3 separate regions of the Homo sapiens genome follow, and all the other regions are linked to region 2. A link is a loop called in an ENCODE intact Hi-C map of the cell type or tissue named here. Cell type or tissue: endothelial cell of umbilical vein. All regions are shown on one strand. Links, peaks and the distances in the headings refer to the core of each region. The heading gives the core; the rest is flanking DNA. Region 1 overlaps PPP1R21 (protein phosphatase 1 regulatory subunit 21). Region 2 overlaps STON1-GTF2A1L (STON1-GTF2A1L readthrough). Region 3 overlaps FBXO11 (F-box protein 11).

Evidence for each region. A loop is a pair of places that touch in the nucleus more often than their neighbours do. Peaks named below come from ENCODE experiments on the same cell type or tissue, not always from the same donor. Only the 100,000 strongest peaks of a DNase experiment are listed, where the experiment ranks them.
Region 1: a loop joins it to region 2, with 5 times the contacts of the local background. A loop is called at or near these places in 15 of 110 quality-filtered maps.
Region 3: it touches region 2 in a loop (4-fold over the local background); 2 of 110 quality-filtered maps call a loop at or near these places.

The regions. Positions count from the first base shown.
Region 1 is chr2:48,508,479-48,513,478 of GRCh38, reverse strand. PPP1R21 (protein phosphatase 1 regulatory subunit 21) reads right to left here. Exons shown (of 22, transcript NM_001135629.3): 20 at 3,366-3,464; 21 at 2,011-2,139. Among named protein-coding and RNA genes, the nearest start is that of STON1-GTF2A1L, 19 kb to the left of the region's middle. RefSeq lists enhancers at 4,112-4,886, 4,887-5,000. In endothelial cell of umbilical vein, for the core only: no CTCF peak of the experiment used is centred there; DNase peaks (open chromatin) are centred at 2,968 and 4,878; H3K27ac peaks cover 2,146 bases.
Region 2 is chr2:48,586,069-48,593,792 of GRCh38, reverse strand. It overlaps STON1-GTF2A1L (STON1-GTF2A1L readthrough), which reads right to left. Exons shown (of 11, transcript NM_001198593.2): 3 at 1,938-2,140. It overlaps STON1 (stonin 1), which reads right to left. Exons shown (of 4, transcript NM_006873.4): 3 at 1,938-2,140. Among named protein-coding and RNA genes, the nearest start is that of GTF2A1L, 28 kb to the left of the region's middle. RefSeq lists an enhancer at 7,626-7,724. In endothelial cell of umbilical vein, for the core only: a CTCF peak has its summit at 4,414 (motif pointing right); a DNase peak (open chromatin) is centred at 4,432.
Region 3 is chr2:47,854,176-47,861,899 of GRCh38, reverse strand. All of the region lies in intron 1 of FBXO11 (F-box protein 11), which reads left to right. Among named protein-coding and RNA genes, the nearest start is that of FBXO11, 48 kb to the left of the region's middle. In endothelial cell of umbilical vein, for the core only: no CTCF peak of the experiment used is centred there; a DNase peak (open chromatin) is centred at 3,869.

The DNA of each region.
Region 1 (5,000 bases), core at 1-5,000, 79 kb after region 2:
CAGCACTTTGGGAAGCTGCAGCCAGCTTATCACTTGGGCCTGGGAGTTTGAGACCAGCCTGAGCAACATGGTGAAACCCTGTTGCAAAAATACAAAAAAAAAAAAAATTAGCCGGGCATGGTGGTGCATGCCTGTAGTCCCAGTTACTAGGTAGGCTGAGGTGGGAAAATCTCTTGAACCTGGGAGGTGAAGGTTGCAGTGAGCCAAGATCTCACCACTGCACTCCAGCCTGGGTGACAGAGCAAGACTCCATCAAAGAAAAAAAAAAAGTCAGAGGAAACTTGAAAATTCCCTAACTTCTGAAGTAGCTGCAATCCAATTACCTTCAGGACAATGAGCTTTGCTGTACTCAACATGTACCTTTCTCAATTCAAAACCAAATACTTCTGAAGTTCCAGAGATTGAAAAGTTTTCAAAAATTATTGCTACTTCTTTTCAAATTTTAGGTGCTAAAACAGGCTTTCTCATACTACTACACTAAAACAAATTATACATACCATGAGAAAACCCAAAACACGACCTCTTCAATGTGTGTATTTTCTACCACTACTAAGAATATAACTTGTGAATTAGATATTGCTCTGCTGGAATATGGAATAACAAGAAACCAAAAGGTTAAGGGAGGCTTTCCTTAAAAGGACCAGCCCCCTGATCGCCAACTCCCTTACCCCCAAGCTCAAGTTTCCTGAACCACAAGTAACTGGAGAACCATAATGAGAACCATATTGGGTGATTACAATAATCACAGAAACAGCCCAGAAAAGCATCAGAGACAGCCTCCAAAGCAGCAAGCAATCAATGAATATCACGAAACTATGTTGATAAACAAAATCATATATAATGCAGATTCCAATGCATTAACATGACGTATTTTCCAAGAAGACCCTAAATGAACAGAATCCTGTCCTTAACACCAACAGCAGATGCTAAAATAAAGCCATGGTTTCTTCATCTCTATTTCTCCCCAGTATACACAGCAGGAACTCAATAAATGCCTGCTGAATCACAAAGGGGCAGCAGCAGATCTCAAAGACTGCAGGCTGGAGATGGTAAATCCCAGCTGATGGTGGTATAATACTGAGTTATGAAAATGGACTAAGCACATGAGATGATGCCAACTAAGTGAGCCCCTGGCCTCCCAAAGTTTACCTTTCATGGCAAAACAGTACATACGTTGTTACAGTAATAAAGACACGGTATGTGGATATGCATTTCAGCCTAAACATATTGCCCAACATCTACTATCTCAGTCTGGGCAAGCAGAAGGATTATGGGAAAGGAAATCTAGTTAAAAGGGTAAGACATTCCAAGGTTATATTAACATTTATGAGAATAAATTTTCTAACATTTACTCTTCAACAGTACCATTTTAGGTCTTACATAAACAAAGAGCAATCCTTTCCTAAAGCCCTTTGTGAGTCCCCCTAACTTTTCTGCAACAGTAGGAGAAATGCCAAAAATGCCAAAAAGCAGCTGATACAGTATTAAAGCCTTAGAGGCCAGACTTTCTCAGCTTTTAATTCAGCCAAAGACACTTAATACTTTTGGAAAAAAGGACAAATGATATTAAGGAAAATTATTTATACATGCTTTTTTTTTTCTTTTTTAGAGACAGAGTCTCACTCTGTCGCACAGGCTGGAGTGCCGTGGCACAATCATAGCTTGCTGTAACCTCAAACTCCTAGGTTCAAGCAATCTTCCCACCTCAGCCTCCCAACTAGCTGGGACTACAGGCACAGGCCCTCATGCTTGGCTTATTTTTTCATTTTTTTTTTTTTTTGTAGAGATGAAGTATCACTATATTGCCCACTCTGCTCTCCAACTCCTGGCCTCAAGGGATCCTCCCACCTCAGCCTCCCAAAGTACTGGGATTACAGGCTTAAGCCACTGCCCCTGGCCCTTACAAACACTTTAAATCTTATGTCCTCTTCCTCCTGAAATGCATAACAATAAAATACCTCACATTAAATATTATATTGCAGAGAGACTACCTCACCTCACCTCACATACCTTACTGGACATCTTTAGTGTGTCAATCTCTTCTCTCTGTTTAGATAATGTCTCATTCATGCTGCACAGGTGGTCACTCATCATACTTAACTGATCCTCGTAACTCCTCTTGGTAGTTGTCAGCTCATCCTAAATAGCAAAGAAAAAGACAAAAATCAACATCCCACGAGTCGTACCACTCTGAAGCTTTTTTAATTCACAAAAGAAAAATGTGGAGTAGGGAAATTATAGTTTCCCAATAATTTACTGTATATTTCAAAATAGCTACAAAAGAAGAATTATTATGTTCCCAACACAAAGATAAATGTTTGAGGTGGTGGACCTCCAAATGACCCTGATTTGATCATTACACACTGTACAAAGGTATCAAAATAATCAAAATACCATGTCCCCCCCAAACATGTACAACTATTTACATCAATTTTTTAAAAAAATTCTTTTACTTGTAAAAGCAACCTATAAAGATGGTCTATCTGATCAATTGACATGCAGCTTAAGGCCCAGGCCTAACAAGAGAACAAAGTTAAAAGAAATGGCAACAAGTTTTTCTCAGCCTCCAAAGTAGATTCATAATTTCTTTGCAAAAATTTAAGGGTTTCTTTCTATGCCAGGTATAAAATTGTAAGAAAAGCCATATGGCCTCATTATCTTTCCAAATTCCCTCAGGTTTTGCTGAGCCATAGGTGAGGCCTACAACACATTGCCTCCATCCTATGCCTCGATGGCCTACAGCCCTCCCGGCAGCACCGTCCCTGAAAGAAGCACCCTTCATCTCTCTTCCCATTTCTCATGCTCTCTTCTGCTGCCTAAAATCTAATCCTGTGTGCCTAATTAATCTGATAAATGAATCTAAAGCAAAGAGGAAGTGGGTGTTGCTGTAGTGCTGTGTTTTTTCCTTGCCTGGCATCATGTTTTTATTAGCAGAGGCTTTCTGAAAACAAAGATTTAAAACCAGGCAGTGAGTAAGAAGGAATGTTATAGCCCCACCTTTCAGTTTAGATCCGTTTTATGCAACAGGAAAGAAAAGGAACAGAGTACTATGTACAGAACAAGCCTACAGCTCACCATGATGGGTATGTACAAGGAAGGGGAAAGAAAAATTCTGGGTAAATAAGTATTATTTAAGCAAAAGCCGACTATAAAATGATTTACAATTAGAATCAAGTCAGAGAAACAATACAACTACTTTTTGCCTAACATAAGTAAGATGTTATTTTTAAATGAATCAGAAATACAGTGGTTATCTTAAAAAGCATATCTAGAGATCAAATGCCTTTGGAAAAGAAATGCTGCTTTGCTACCAAAGAACTTTCAATGAAAAAACATTAAAACCATTCAGGTAACACTTAACTCACCTGAAGTCTGCTGATGTTCTGACTGGCAAGTTTCATTTCTTCTGTCAATGCTTCCTTAGACTTTTCAGCCAAGGCCAGTCTTTTAGACAGTGCTCGGCACTGTAAAATCAGAAAACATTCCATTACTAGAGGGAGCACTTTCTAAAACCAAATTTGCTTCGGGAAAGTTTGTTAAAAACACTTCTCAAAGCCAAAGCTACTCATTCATTCCACAAATAATCTGTTGAATACCTATAGGCATTGTGTCACACATCAGAGTACACCTAAGAAAGAAGTGGCCCCCAGCTTTGTCATTTCAGTAAGGGGAAAAAAGTCTACCAACTTAAGATCAATGTTTTTTTCTTCACTCTAGCCTGATGACCAGTGGTTATATATAATACATAAGAACTTTCTTTTTTTTTCTTTTTTTGAGACGGAGTCTTGCTCTGTTGCCCAGGCTGGGGTGCAGTGGCATGATCTTGGCTCACTGCAACCTCCACCTCCCGGGTTCAAGTGATCCTCCTGCCTCAGCTTCCCGAGTAGCTGGGATTACAGGCATGCACCACCACACCCAGCTAAGTTTTGTATTTTTAGTAGAGACGGGTTTCACTATGTTGTCCAGGCTGGTCTCAAACCCCTGACCTCAAGTGATCTGCCCACCTCAGCCTCCCAAAGTGCTGGGATTACAGGTGTGAGCCACAGCACCCGTTCTTTACATAAGAACTTTCTAGATTTATCTAGAATTCATTTATATTTATACTAGATAAAAAGAAAAGTGATTATTACAAAAGTTATCAGGAGCTTCTGACCACGCACTATGGATCCTAAGGTACTTTTCTTGTGTTTTAAGTCCTTCATTAGAGACCACATTATAGGAGCAATAAAAGCTTTACCATCCTACCCTACAGATTATGCGCTACTTACAAGGGAAAAAATGAGCACAAGATTGCAAAAATTCCAGGCTGCTTTCTTTAGGGGTTCTACCAATCCTACTCTATCCAGAGAGTGTGTAGATCAAAACGATAAAAGAAAAATCCTATTTCACAATATTGTTCAAAGAGGGTATGAAATTAAAAGGCTCACTAAACTTTCTGATAAGGTTACTGACAAGGAGAATCTGTTGAAACACATGCAAATGCTATGTCAACATAAGGCGCTCAGAGCAGTAAAGTCATGTGGGAGGGGGGAGGTCACCACTTCCTGTTTACCAATAAGGAAAAAGTAGGACAATTTAAAAATTCTTGAATCACAATTGCACAGAAGATATTTACTAAAATAACTAAATGTCTTGGAAATCAAACAGCCTAAAAAAAATTCCTCAGCTACTTATTTCATTTCTCACAAAATTTTAGGGCAGTTCAGCCAACCAAGTCAACCGCCTCCTATTAACCAAACATCTATTCTGTGCTCAGCAATGAACCTGACAAAGAGGAATATAGGCATGCAAGGCACAGGTCCTTGTGAAAAGGACAATCAAGTCTGAGACACTAACTCAGAACCAAACAATGAGGATCCATGCCTGCTGGACTGCCGGCTTAGTGATTCAGCATTTCCACTGCTAGCCATTCAGTTTGCTGTCCTCCCCCTTTCCTGCATTCCAACAAGCTGTCACTACTGATCAGCTTATCAAACATGTATTCGATGGCTGCTTGTGAA
Region 2 (7,724 bases), core at 1,319-6,318:
AATAAAGAAAAATCCTGACTCACATTACTATAGTATAGGAAACCCAGTTGATATTAGCGATGTCATGTATAATATCACTATTTTTAATAGAAATAAATTAGTAGAAAATCAGAATGGCATTAATCTTTGCTGCAAGTCAAGCAACACATAGATTTTAAAATGCTATTTGAGAGGCACATGTTCTCAGGACCTCCTGAGGGCTGTGTAACAGGCAAAATTTAAATTTTTAAAAATAAAATAAATGCTATTAGAAATTATAAAATGTTGCTCATGTGAAAGACAGAAGGGAAACATACATTCTAAACTGAACCACCTGTCTGTAATGCACTATTTAATTTTTGTGATTTTTGAAATATTTTCTAGTTAAAAATACTTTTAGGCCAGGTGTGGTGGCTCACACCTCTAATCCCAGCACTTTGGGAGGCCGAGGCAGACAGATCACAAGGTCAGGAGTTCGAGACCAGCCTGGCCAACATGGTGAAACCCCATCTCTACTATAAACACAAAAAATTAGCCAGGCGTGGTGGCAGGCACCTGTAATCCCAGCTACTCGGGAGGCTGAGGCAGGAGAATTACTTGAACCTAGGAAGCGGAGGTTGCAGTGAGCCGAGACCATGCCACTGCACTCCAACCTGGGCAACAGAGCAAGACTCTGTCTCAAAATAAAGAAAACCTTTTAAACAAAATCAGCAAGATGCATCACCATTTCAAGATACTGTGGGAAATATGTGGCAGGAGACATCCATATATCTACTAAACTTGAGGATAAGAAGGGAAAACAAGTTTAGAAACAGATGTAAGTGTATGTCCTCCTTTAGTTCATCTGCCTAAGAATGCAGAAGAGCTGATGGCAAACATTTAAAACTACCATAATACCAGGCTGGATACGGTGGCTCACGCTTGTAATCCCAGCACTTTGGGAGGCCGAGGCAGGAGGATCACTTGAGACCAGGAATTTGAGACCAGCCTGACCAACATAGTGAGATCCCATCTCTATTTAAAAATTTAAAATAAAACTTTAAGCTACCAATAGGCTAGGCATGGTGGCTTACGCCTGTAATCCCAGCACTTGGGGAGGCCGAGAGGGTCAGATTACCTAAGGTCGGGAGTTTGAGACCAGCCTGGCCAACATGGCAAAACCCCATCTCTACTAAAAATAGAATAATAATAATAATAATAATAATAATAATAATAATAGCTGGGTGTGGTGGTGGGTGGCTGTAATCCCAGTTACTTGAGAGGCTGAGGCAGGAGAATCGCTTGGACCCAGGAGGCGGAGGTTGCAGTGAGCCAAGATAATGCCACTGCACTCCAGCCTGGGTGACAGAGTGAGATGCCGTCTTAAAAAAAAAAAAACTGAAAACTACCATAATAGAGTAACTCAGCATTTCCTAAAGCATGCTCCACAGAACACTATTCCACAAGATAGGGATAAGTGTTTTACATACACATACCCACAAAGACAAGACACAATAGCCAATGAGTTGGGAAAAACTGGGTTAACTAAGTTTAACAAGTTTCCTTATTGCAGGACTTCTTGGGAGCCTTTATTTAACATTAATTTAGTATACGGCATTCCCCAACTTATTCTTTTGTTGGATAATTATATGGGACACATGTTCTGCAGCACATATTTTGAGAAATGGTGTCCTAACATCATAATTTTTATTATAAATATGCTTCTAAAATGTAGATTCATTTTTAATGTCCTGTTTTTCATTGAGAGCTAAATTATTAAGTGTTCCCAACATTCTCCAGAATGGATAGGAAGAACTAAGCTCAATGGTGGCCATCAAGTTTCCATAGCTGAGATCCTCTCTAGGGCAAATCTCACCACACATATACACACACACACAACACATACACGATCACAAAAGACAGCAAAACAAATATTTAAAGCCAAATCAGGTCACAGTTCTAGAAGTTTTGGGATGTACCTGGATGTTGTAGCAAGCTCGCTGCTGAACATGTTTCTGTGGCTGGACATCACTCTCCACTCCCAGAGACCTGACCTCTGTCCTTGAGGCACAGGTGTCAGGCACGGAAAACTGAACAGTAGCAAATGGATACCAATCAGAGGGAATTTCTTGGTCTGATCCAAGCTCTAATTTGTATGACAGACAATGGGGATGATCTAGACCTCGAGGGAAAAAAAATCAAATAGTCAAAGTATTTTAATGGCCATTGAACATTTCTCTTGAACATAAAAGGCACTCATCTCTCTCCTTAATAAGGAATTTCATTAGCACTGCAGCAGTGCAAATTCCATTTAAACAACATACCATGAAAATCTACAATTTTGCACCAACTAGGGGGAAAGCTGTCTGCCATTTTTAAGTACTAGCTTTAAAAACAAGTACAACTTCATTACTATTTTGAATAAGAATGGCAAAAATATAAAAATAAAAAATATATTACTATATGCAGGCACAGATGAACTCCTAAAAATGTTTTCAATTAGAAATATTACTAATATTAATTAGAAATATTACTATATTTAGCAAATTATATTAGTATATAACAATATAATTACTATATTATACTAATATAATTTGCTAAATATTTATTTTAAGCAATATTTTTAATATTAATGTTTAATTTATATTAAACAATATAGTAATATGCTTAAACTTAATTGTTTTCCTTAATTAAAAGATATGAGTAATATTTATATTAAACATAATTATTTGGCTACAATGTGCTCAAGACCTGTACAAGCCTCTTTCTCTTAGACTGAGTAACATCTTATAATTATTAATTTATTCATTTCCTTACCATCTATTTACAGATAACTCAAAAATAAACTTCAGCCCAAATTAAGTCGCATTATTTTAAAATTCTGATTTTTAAAAGTTAAACTTAACTTTCAGAAAATGTTCCAGGCCAAGAATTCTTTTTTCAGTGGAACAAATTATTTTTCCCTACTGTAATTCTCACTCATCCTTCCAAAATACTTTGACTGGAACAGCTATACAGAGTAGAAATGGGCATATTGGCCTTTAATATTTTAATCTAATATTGGTTTTCACTCAATTTGTCACTTATTGAGCATCTGTGCTATGCCAGGCCAGGTTCAGTGCCAGACCCAGAGATACTGGATATATTTCAAAGATTTTAGATGGGGGTCATATAGTGTGTGTGTGTGTGTGTGTGTGTTATAAGGAAATGATCAATATTTTCATTGTAATCACTGCAGCAGCTTTACAAACATTCCATGATTCTGTTGCATTGTTCATAGCATCTCCATATCTAATGTGGCTATCTTTACTTAAATAAATGTATGAGATAAAGAGTAATTTCAAGAACCAGATTAAATTACTGTACCACTGACATAGCTAGAGAAAGAGCATTTCCATCAGAATATAGCTTTAGGCACAAAAACAAGAGTTTAAAGGATTTCACTTAATTCTTAAAAGATAAATTACCTTTCGTTCCATACAACCTGTTTCTTGTAGAGTGACTAATAGAATTCTAAGGCTGTAAAAAGCCTTGAGAAATCATCAATCAGTTAACCAACAGATGCTCATTAGCCATCTCTACCACTTACAGGAAGGGTAGGACAACAGTGGCCTCTGAGGTGCTCTTAACAACCTGATCACTGGAGGCAAGTGATAACTTCATTCTCATACACACACACCCAGAAAGATTGCAAACCCCATTACTCTTTTTAGTCCTCTGTCTGCAGTGAGGATACAGTAAGTTCATTTACACTTACTGCAGGCATTCTTCTGTCTTGTTATGGCAAAGTGGTTAAGGCTAGGGTTACAAATTGCTTATCTCTCTGAGCCTCAGTTTCTTCATCTAAAAATGTGGATAATGAGGATAACCTGAACCTTATAAGGGCTGTTGTGAGGATTAACCAGTTCATATGCATACAGCACTGGGGCAGTAGTATTCTATAGCAATATAGATGAGCCAGACATATTATTTTGCAAAGTGCTATTCAATTATAAAGCCAGTATTATTTAATTACTATAATTTTGCTAATAAAGGGACTGTGAATGTTACACATTCGGAGTTAAAAATTATACTACACATGATCTGATTTGATACTCACACTTTATAAGAAAAAATTATTTGGGGAAATTTTACGATGAAAATTGAAGAACTAAACCCAAATTGAAGACTTAGTGGTACAAAAAATGTCAGAAACAAAACCTTTCTACCTGCTTTTCTTTAAAAATGGTAAAAGCCTTTTTCCTTTCAAGTTTTCTGGCTTATTTTTTAAGGCTTTTGAAAATGCTAAATGCTCTACAATGTTTAGTAACACACTCCCTCTTCAGACTTTCTGCCCCACAGGGACAGGTGTCATGTCTGTCCTTAGCACAATGTCTGTCATGTTTGGGGCTTAACAGATTATTTTCAAATTCACCAATTAATGAATAAAAGATAGAGGAAAATCGTGTTGTCGCAGTGCTGACCACCAGGGGGAACTGTCCAGCTTTGGTCATTGTTCACTCAACATAATTCCTTTTCTTAGGACGGGGAATGTAAATCACAAAATCTTAGGTCTAGTTGATATCCAGTCCCTCCTGAACCAAAATATTTTACACCTGAAACTGAACTGTTAGAGGGCCGAAGGGAAAGAATAGCAAGAGGATGACAGAGTGGAGGAGGAGAGAGCAACCAACGTGCTGATGACAGGGCAGAAGAAAAAAAGAGAAAAGTCGAAAAATTGGGAAGTTAGAGGTAGATATATTTAATTGCTCCTCCACCACTCTCATTCCCCTTAATAATTCTGTGCCACCATATACACCTCCTCTGGCTAACCAGCATCCTCATTTGTCTTCAGCTGTCTTTCTCTTTCTTCCTTTCTCTTTCTCTCTCTATCACCCCAACAAAGCCTAAGCTCCTCTGCTGTCATTCACACCTTAGTATGAATGAAGTCTGTGAGCTAGTGCCTCAGGCAAACCTTTGTTGCAAAATGAAAGACCTGCCCACTGTCAAAGGAATACTAAGCATTGACAAGCTGGTTAGAAGGGACATTAAGGGACCAGCAGCCCTCCCCACCTTTCCAGAAATCACAGGTGATTTCCCCAGTAAAAAAGGTCAATCCTGATCCCTCAAATTCCCAGGAAGGAAAAAAAATTTAAAAAAAAGTTTTATAATTAGAACATAGTAGACTAGTTTATATGTTCTTGCCAGGTGCGGTAGGTAGCTTATACCTATAATCCCAGCACTCGGAAGGCCAAGGCGGGTGGGTTGCCTGAGCTGAGAAGTTCGAGACCAGCCTGAGCAACACGGCAAAACCTCATCTCTACCAAAAATACAAAAAATTAACCAGGTGTGATGGCACGTGCTGTGGTCCCAGCTACTTGGGAGGCTGAGGTGGGAGGATGGCTTGAGCCTGGGAGGTAGAGGTTGCAGTGAGCTGAGACCTCGCCACTGCACTCCAGTGCTATTCATTCAGTTTCCATTTTCGAAGTATCTTTTCAAATAATGCAAAGTTTTCCGAGACAATCTTGAAAAGGATAAAATTTTAAAGAGCTTTTTAAAAACTTTATGTTCTCTAAATACACAACTGATCTAAAAGTCATATAGAAAAATAGAGATGCATTCTGGGATCCTGCTATTCTAAGCGTATTCCTTGGGCCAGATGCATTGGCGTCACATCAGCACTTGTTAGAAACACAGTATTCCAGATCCCACTTGCTCAGTCAAAATCCACATTTTAACAAGGTGATTCCTGGGCCCACAAAAGTTTGAGAAGCACTGCCTTAGGACAAAGATTTCCTCTCTGCTCCAACCTTATTATTACCCTACTTCTCAAGAGGCAAATTAGCTTATAGCCTGCCCTGGCACCCTCTCACTCTCTGCATTGCCCTCCCTACCCCCTCAACGGAGAAGCTTGGGGCAGGGCCCTGTAATCCCAGAAATGTCCTGCCCCAAGCCAGGCCCACAGCTGCACCATGCCCTCTGGACGCCACCTGACACAGCCCCACTGTGTTTTCCCTGGGCCTCCTCTTTGTGCACAGACCTGATCTCAATAAAGCAGCTGTGATCCCAAAGGATTTGTTCAGTGAATTATCACTGTGTAATTGACTGAAATGCCTGTAAAATGTTGTCCTCTGTGGGCCTGGTGATATGACGGTTTTACAAAAGAATTCCTGAAGGCCAAGATCAGGTCCAGCCAGTTTCCCTGGAAATGTCCATTCTTGTCATTGTTCTTGGTGAGCTCCACTGCTAATAAATACTCATGGGAGGCCGGACGCAGTGGCTCATGCCTATAATCCCAGCACTTTGGGAGGCCAAACTGGGCAGGTCACGAGGTCAGGAGTTTGAGACCAGCCTGGCCAATATGGCGAAACCCCATCTCTACTAAAAACACGAAAATTAGCCAGGCGTGGTGGTGCGCACCTGTAGTCCCAGCTACTTGGGAGGCTGAGGCAGAAAAATCTCTTGAACACAGGAGGTGGAGGTTGCAGTGAGCCAAGATGGTGCCATTGCACTCCAGCCTGGGTGGCAGAGCGAGACTCCGTCTCATAAATAAATAAATAAATAAATAAATACTCATGGGAGAGCAATAACAGAGGTCTGGAAGACAAAGGCATATGCAGAGCAGGGAGGAATGATCTCTGCCTAGGGGATCACGTCAGTAGTTCTCAACCCCGGCTGCATGAGCCTTTATAAACATCAACACCTGAGCCTCATCTTCATAGAGCCCGATTAGTAGGGGATGGGGCCCAAATATGGGTATGTGTTTGAAGCTTTAATGATGCTAACATGTGGCCAGGACTGGGAAACAGACTTTAAAAGGATGAGTGATGAGAAGATCCCAGGCTATCTCGGCTAATGGCACCATTGCCCACCTATCCACCACAGCCAGAGCACCTGACCTTGTCCCATTCCCTCCCTTTCCCTCATGCCCATAGAGAATCTGTCATCACTTAGGGGCACCTCCCCTGAATTCGCTCACCCATCTCTTGCCTCTCTCTCTCTGCCACTGCCTTTGCTCAGCAACCCTTACCTCCTCCCAACTTCCCTGTGTCTATAATCTACTCCTAAATCTTTCCTCTGCACTGCATGCCAGCCTTTCTGAAACAAGATATGATTCTGTAGCAGTCATGCCGAAAACAACCCCGAGGCCCTGTTGACAGATAAACTTCACACCCCACAGCATGGCCCACAAGGTCTTAATACACTGGTCTCTTCCCCGACCACTCCCTCAGCCCCAAAACTTAGGTAAGATCCCCCACCCACACACCTGTGGTTCTGCTGTTTCTTTCTTTGATGGAAACTCTATTGACTCTCCCAGCCATCAGCTCTTCAGCGAAGCCCTCCCTAGTCCCCAGGCAGTTTATTACCCTTTCCTCTGGGATCCCTAAGTGCATATGTTTGTCCAAGCCTGGAACTATGCACTTTTCCACAGTGCATTTGGGTAGCTGCTTCAGAGTCTGTCTCACCTTCTAGACTGTTAAGTTTCTGGTAGAGTAGGAATCATGTTTGTGTCTGTATCTCTTAAACACTCAGCACAGAACCTATACCTAGAAGAACTTTAGTAGATGTTTGTGGAGTAAATGAGTGAGACTCCTTCTCAATAAATTCTTGTTGATTGAATCAGTTAACTACACCAATGACTCTGAAAAAAATGCAGTATTATAAACAGGATCATTTTCACAAAAAGCTTCATACGTGTCTGCACTCCCAAAATTAGAAAAGATGATTGGTATGGGTTCTCAGTTTGAAAAATAAGTGTGGTTACCCTGGCCAGGCTTTAGCCAAGT
Region 3 (7,724 bases), core at 1,587-6,586, 730 kb after region 2:
TACATGACAAGAAGTTTTGTGTTTGATTTTCTGCTGTTGTCTTAGCTGTGCCCTATTCATTGTGCCAACATGGGCCTTAGGTTAGTTCTCCTTAAGGACCTAGGATGGCTGCCTTCTGTAAATAATGCATCCGTCATCCTTGTTTGTATCTATCAGGAAAAAAGAGAGAAGGACGTCTCTTTCCCAGAAGCCAAAACCAAGCAAGTTAACTTCTTGTGTCTCATTGGGCCACATTGGCTTGGACCTGCCAATCCTAGGGTATGGAGTCACCATAAATGGGCTGGGTGCTGTGGTTCACTTCTGTAATCCCAGCACTTCAGGAGGCTGAGATGGGAGGATTGCTTGAGCCCAGAAATTCAAGACCAGTCAGGGCAATACAGCAAGACACCATCTCTCCAAAAAAAATTTTTTTAATTAGCTGGGCATGGTGGTATGCACCTGTGGGCTCAGCTACTTGGGAGGCTGAGGTGGAAGGATCACTTGAGCCCAGGAGATCGAGGCTGCAGTGAGCCATGATTGTGCCACTGCACTTCTGCCTGAGCAACAGAGCAAGATCTTGTCTCAAAAAAAAAAAAAAAAAAGGTCAGACTATTCATATGGGATAGAATGAATATTATGAAGTCAATTACAATATCTACTCCATAGGAAGTGTGGATGTATATGTTTTTACAAGATACATAAGTGTACACAGTGTACAACTAAGTTTGAGGACGGCTACACTTCCCAGTTTAAGACTTAAAAATAGGGGAAGGCCAGGCGTGGTGGTTCATGCCTGTAATTCCAGCACTTTGGGAGGCCGTGGCGGGTGGATCACCTGAGGTTGGGAGTTCGAAACCAGCCTAACCAACATGGAGAAACCCCATCTCTACTAAAAATACAAACTTAGCTGGACGTAGTGACTTTACTAAAAATGCAAACCCAGCTACTCCAGAGGCTGAGGCAGGAGAATCACTTGAACCCGGGAGGTGGAGGTTGCAGTGAGCCGAGATTGCGCCATTGCACTCCAGCCTGGGCAACGAGAGTGAAACTCCGTCTCAAAAAAAAAAAAAAAAAAAATAGGGGAAAACAACTGATTTTTTTTTTTTCCTATTTTCCAGTGGAACACAGTTATTCTATGTGACTGGTTTGACTTTCTTTCTCTCTCTCTCCTGCAGGGAAAAGTTTTGATTAGCCTTAGTTAATAACCCAGGGTAGGCTGGGCGTGGTGGCTCACGCATGTAATTCTAGCACTTTGGGAGGCCGAGGCAGGTGGATTTTCTGAGTTCAGGAGTTCGAGACCAGCCTGGGCAACACAGTGAAACCCTGTCTCTACTAAAATACAATTAGCTGGGCGTGGTGGCATGCACCTGTAGTCCCAGCTACTTGGGATGCTAAGGCAGGAGAATTGCTTGAACCTGGGAGGCGGAGGTTTCAGTGGGCCGAGATTGTGCCACTGCGCTCCACTCTGGGCGACAGAGCCAGACTCTGTCTCCAAAAAAAAAAAAAAAAATCCAGGGTAAAATAATTCTTAAGGCTAAGGATTGAAAACTTACATTCATAATTGTTGTTTAAATTTATTAGCTAGCCATGTGAAATATAGCCAATTTCTCATGCCCTGGCTGTTGGAGATTCTTTGGTTCTGTGCTCTCTGGCAAATGAGTTAGCTAGTCAGGGCACAGTGATAAAAATGAGTAGTTTAACTATTTGGAATAAAGTGCCCAGCAGTTTCATTTAACACTAAGAAACAGAAGCAATAAAGACTTCTGAGCAGCATAGCATAGTTCTAAAACCCATGTTCTTTCTTGGAAAAAACCTCTTAAGCTCTCATTTAGTGCCCGTTTACTCTTACTTTAAAAACAGACATGTCTCCTAAGCTTATTTTATCGGTTTATCAGAGAAGAGAGGATTTTATAGTTAGCCCATGGACAGCTAGAAACAGCAACATGACAGCAAGAAAGGGGGGAAAATCTATGAACTTTTCATGAGAATCTCAAACTAAGCATTTAGGATAACTTATTCTAGAAAATAGCTTGGTACTGATAAATGGGGCCTCAATCTCAGGTCTCATCCTAGCACAAAAAAATAGACTATTTCATGATCCTAATGATTATCTTATAATATGAAAGTATTAATATTATTTTAAGAATATCCTTGTCTTAAAAGACAACATAATTGGGTTTGGAAATATTTTTAATCAAAATGATTAAAGTTAAAATTCTGTTTCAGTGCTTGAAGGGTGTAAACCCCCCAGCTACCTTGAAAGCGTAACTGTGAAAACACTTTGAGGGCTGCAAATAAGAAAGACAAGAGTAAAGCTTCAGCTGTTTGTATACAAGGGATTGGAAGAGAATCTTTCTTGAGGTCTCATCCATTTATGGAAATATACTCTTTTTGTGTATGTATGTAAATCATCTAGAGCCTGTTACTTTTAAATCTTTGCCAAGTTTTTCCCAACCTCTCTTCACAGCACCAATCGGTGAAATTAGTTTAATCTTTTTTTAAAAAATCCTCCAAGACATCTGAAATTGAATTCAGTCTTAACTCCAATATCATGATAAAAGCGAACCATTGACTTTGGCACAAGTTCTCTAAATCCTTAATTTTTTTTCATTTTTTATTTTTGTATTTTAATATTTTGAACTCTGGATGATCTTCAGATTAGTTGGGTACATTTTATTGTAGTGTTTCTGCTTATACATCGCATCCTAGAATCAAGAAAGGAAATACGTATCTCTGAAGAGTGGCTTTAAATTACCTGTATTGCTCATTAGTTCTGTTAGTGCCATTAAGAGTTGAAGTAAATGTTGATATGAATTCCTTTAATTTTATAGCTATTAATACTTTTTCTTTTCTTTTCTTTTCTTTTTTTTTTTTTTTTTGGAGACAGAGTTTTGCTCAGTCGCCCAGGCTGGAGTGCAGAGTGGCGCGATCTCTGCTCACTGCGACCTCCGCCTCCCGGATTCAAGCCATTCTCCTGCCTCAGCCTCCTGAGTAGCTGGGATTACAGGCGCGGGCTACCACGCCCAGCTAATTTTTGTATTTTTAGTAGAGACGGGGTTTCACCATGTTGACCTGGTCTTGAACTCCTGACCTCGTGATCCAACCGTCTTGGCCTCCCAAGGTGCTGGCATTACAGGCATAAGCCACTGCGCCCGACCCTTTTTCTAGATAAGTCAGTTCAGGTTTTTGCATTTGTATTATGTTTTTCATTTTTCTTTTCTTTTTTTTTTTTTTTTTTTGAGGCAGAGTCTCACTCTGTTGCCCAGGCTGGAGAGCAATGACATGATTTCAGCTCACTGCAACCTCTGCCTCCCAGGTTCAGGGGATTCTCCTGCCTCAGCCTCCTGAATAGCTGGAATTACAGGCATGTGCTACCATGCCCAGCTAATTTTTGTATTTTTAGTAGAGACGGGGATACACCATGATGGCCAGGTTGGTCTTGAGCTCGTGACTTCAGGTGATCTGCCCACCTTGGCCTCCCAAAGTGCTGGGATTACAGGCGTGAGTCACCACGCCTGGCCTGTATTATGTTTTTCATTAAGTACTCATGCTTTAGAACATTGTTATTGACATCAGTCTGTAGATTTACTACATGAAAACTTGGATAAGTGGGCTGGGCACGGTGGCTCACGCCTGTAATCCCAGCACTTTGGGAGGCCGAGGTGGGTGGACCACCTGAGGTCAGGAGCTCAAGACCAGCCTGGCCAACATGGCGAAACCTTGGGAGACAGAGGTTGCAGTGAACTGAGATCACGCCACTGCACTCCAGCCTGAGCAACAGAGTGAGGCTCCGCCTCAAAAAAATAAAAATAAAACTTGGATAATTTGTATTTTTTTTTCTAGTTTACGCTCTTTTATAGTGACCCAAGGCAATGATTTTTTTAAAAAGATATTTTGGCGCCATCTGCTGTTCTTTAATGCGATATTTCATCTACTTTGGTAAAGATTTGAAATATATGTATGTGTGTGTGTATATATATATATTTGCCCATATAAAGGACAAAATAATGGCGATTTTTAAAAGTCTGCTGCGTCTGCCTTATGATTCTTGTATTTCCAGCTGCAAAGGCTGTCTTGTAATTTTGATGGTAAGAAACAGGCTTGCCTAAAAAATATTTCTGTAGTCCTGCGTCTGCCAGTTTTGTATATTCATTCAATGACTTTGAGTTCCTGAAGACTTCCTTCTCGAGTTTACTGTGACTTCTCGTGACAAAGCTCCTGAGTTAGCTTTGCTCATTTGTTAATGTCCCTTCTCTCTGAACATGTAGTTTTTCATGTTTCATGGTCTGTCCTTATCTTACCCCTAAACCACATCCCTATCCCTGCTATGAAATCTACCCCCCATGATTATTTTTATTGATTTTCTAAGCTTCTATGTAGATCAGTTGTACTGCAGATACAGCATCTTATTTTATATTTGTAGTCTTTACTTGTCTCACATGATCTGGTTGCATATATAGTATAGCTATATGTATGTCTGTATGAGACCATAAAATTTCTGGCCAGGTGTGGTGGCTCACGACTATAATCCCAACACTTTGGGAGGCTGAGGCAGGAGGATCACTTGAAGCCAAGAGTTTGAGACCAGCCTGGGCAACAAAACAAAACCCTGTCTCTGCTGATTTAAAAAAAAAAATACCTTCTTGCTCATTAATGGCTGTGTATATCTTTTCTCTCCAAACAAATGGTGTGTTGTTTGTTTATGGGGCAGTTTGTATACTGATTTTATAATCTCTAGTAAATCCACATGCACTGTTAGGTATGCAGACTTGGAAATCTGGTGCCCTAATTAAAAGAATTGTGTGCAAAGTAAAGATCCTGAGTGGTGAACTTTGACTAAAGTAGATGAGTTTCTGTGCATAAATAGTGTAATGTCTATATTGGCTGCTCAGAGTTTATCCCATTATCACATTTAAACATTGTCTATTGATTTCTGCTGTGATGGTCTACATACAACATTCTTACCATCCAACTCATCCCAGTATAGCTTTAAATCATATACTTAAAGCTTAATTTTATGTTTCTTCAACTTGGATAATATCTGTAGACTCCGTCCTTTGTATTACGACATTCGTGGTTCTTGCCTTTTACATTGTACTGTTTCAGTTCTACATTTTCATTATCACAGTTGATAATATAATTATCCTATTGTTAGTGAAGTTTTCTTCATTGATTTATATGTAGGTTGATTGTTGAAGTTAAAAAGTAAATGTTCACCTTACGAATATGGACATTTTACCTCTATAGTGCTGAATATGTGCTAAAATTATGTTTTGTTCTCCACTAACTGATACAACTGTCCGTAGGCCACTCAAAAGATTATTTCTAGCTGTTTTGATGGATTCTTTTTTACATACCACTTACAGCCTTTTATGTCCTCAAGTTTTTCCAAGTTTCCTACTATCTAATCTATAACTTTTTTTCAAGGACATTTCATTCCCAGAGCCCTCTTCCAATGTATACTGGTTTCTTTGGACCTATTTTATACCCTTTATCATGGGATTCCTTCTCTTTGTTGCTTTCCTGAGATAGTCCATTAATTGCTGCATACCGTGTCTTCCTCTTTTGGTGTTTACACCTTAGTTTTGCTGAAATATGTCTTCAAGTAATTTCTTAAGAAAGATTGTGGAGAAGATTAACTTTATAAGTCTCTGTGTGTCTGGAAATCTATTTAATCTATCTTTATGCTTGTTTGGTGGTTTGGTGAGATTTGGCTTGTTTTGAGATCCACATATCACTGTGTCCTTTGTTGTACTTGCATTTTCTGAGTTAAAAGCTTCTCTGAGGTTTTTGTTTGTTTTTCATCTTTAGAGACGGTATTCCACTTGGTTGCCTAGGCTTGGAGTGCATAATGTAATGATAGCACGCTGCAGCCTCGAACTCTTAGGCTCAAGTGATCCTCCTGCCTCAGCCTCCTGAGTAGCTGGAACTGCACGTGTGCACCCCCATGCCTGGCTTTTGCTCAGGTTTTGAATGAACTTGATATCTCTGTCTTCTGTTGTAGGCTCATCTATATCTTACCAGGCAATACAGCTTTTTCTACTTTGCTTCACCAGGCAACATTCCTTTTTTTTTTTTTGAACTGTTTGAGATGGAGTTTCGCTCTTGTTGCCCAGGCTGGAGTGCCATGGCACAATCTTGGCTCACTGGAACCTCTGCCTCCCAGGTTCAAGCAATTCTCCTGCCTCAGCCTCCCAAGTAGCTGTGATTATAGGCATGCACCACCATGCCTGGCTGATTTTGTATTTTTAGTAAAGATGGGTTTTACCATGTTGGTCAGGCTGGTCTCGAACTCCTGACTTCAGGTGATCAGCCCACTCTGGCCTCCCAAAGTGCTGGGATTACAAGCATGAGCCACTGCACCTGGCCACATTCCTTTATTTTTGTGTGTTCCAGAAATCTGTTGAAATTTCTTATGTACACTGATGGTGTCCATCCTGTTTTCTTTGTTGTAGGGGTTTATATCTTTTTATTTTCTTACTAATTACATTAAATAGTCTTGGAGATAAAATGAGTCTACCTACAAGCCTGGGAACATGGTGAGACCCCATCTCTGCAAAAAACAAATGTGCGCCTTTGGTCCCAGCTACTTAAGGAGGCTGAGGTGTGGGAGGATCACTTGAGCTCCAGAAGTCGAGGCTGCAGTGAGCTGTGATCATGCCACTGCAGTCTATCCTGGGCGACAGAGTGAGACCCTGTCTCAAAAACAAAAAAAAAAAATGAGTCTACCTAGTCTGTCATTTTCCCCCAAATTTTTAATTTTAAACATTAGAAATTGAAATGTACTAAGAAAGTAACTTGAACACTAAATCCCTAAAAATGATATAGTGATCTCACAATTCTAGAAAGTGATTCCTGATTTCATGTTCTATTTTGTTCTTATTCTTACTACCACCACCCTAATCCAGGCCTTTTTCTAATTTATTGCTGATATTGAAGGAGTCTTTTTTATTGTGCCTTAGTTTCTTATATGCACGTTGCTGCCAAAGCCATCTCTTAATAAAAGGTTTGATGAATGTTACAACAGTAATTGAAATTTTTCCACTAAAAAAAAAAACAAAAAAAAAAACAGAATAAAGATCAGTTGTTTTACCTTGGCATTCAAAGACTTTTCTTTGACTCCCATGGTTCTCAAAGCGTGATCCTGGTCCACCACCATCAGCATCCCTTGGGAACGTGTTAGCACTGCAAATTCTCATTCCTCCCTAATTTTCTGAATCAGAAATTACGGAGGTGGAGCCCAGCAATCTGTTTTAACCAAACTTCCACATAATTCTAATTAATTTATGCTTTGAGAACCGCTGATCTAGTTTGTCCCTCTCATTTTGCAGGCAAAGAATTGAATTCTAGAGAGGTTAATTGACTTGTCCAGTCATACAGCTAGGTTCTGTTTTCTATTATTTATTTATTTATTTATTTTTATTTTATTCACTTTACCCCCCAGTATTCATAGTTTTCTTTCTAATACTCCATATTTGACTTGACTTTTTACAAGTTGTAATTACAAATAAGTCTAAGATGGGAAAGTTGTGGAAAACTTTATAGAGAACATGAGATTTGACTGAACAGTAAACATTAAGTAGAGAGAAAAGAAAGGGGTGTTCTAAGCAGTAGGGACCACAGTGAATAAAGGTAGAGATAGGTAGGTTTAAAAAAAAAAAAAAGTCCTGGGGACAGCCTGGGTGACAGAGCGAGACTCCGTCTCAAAAAAAAGAAAAAAAGAATATTCTTAAACTGAGACATTA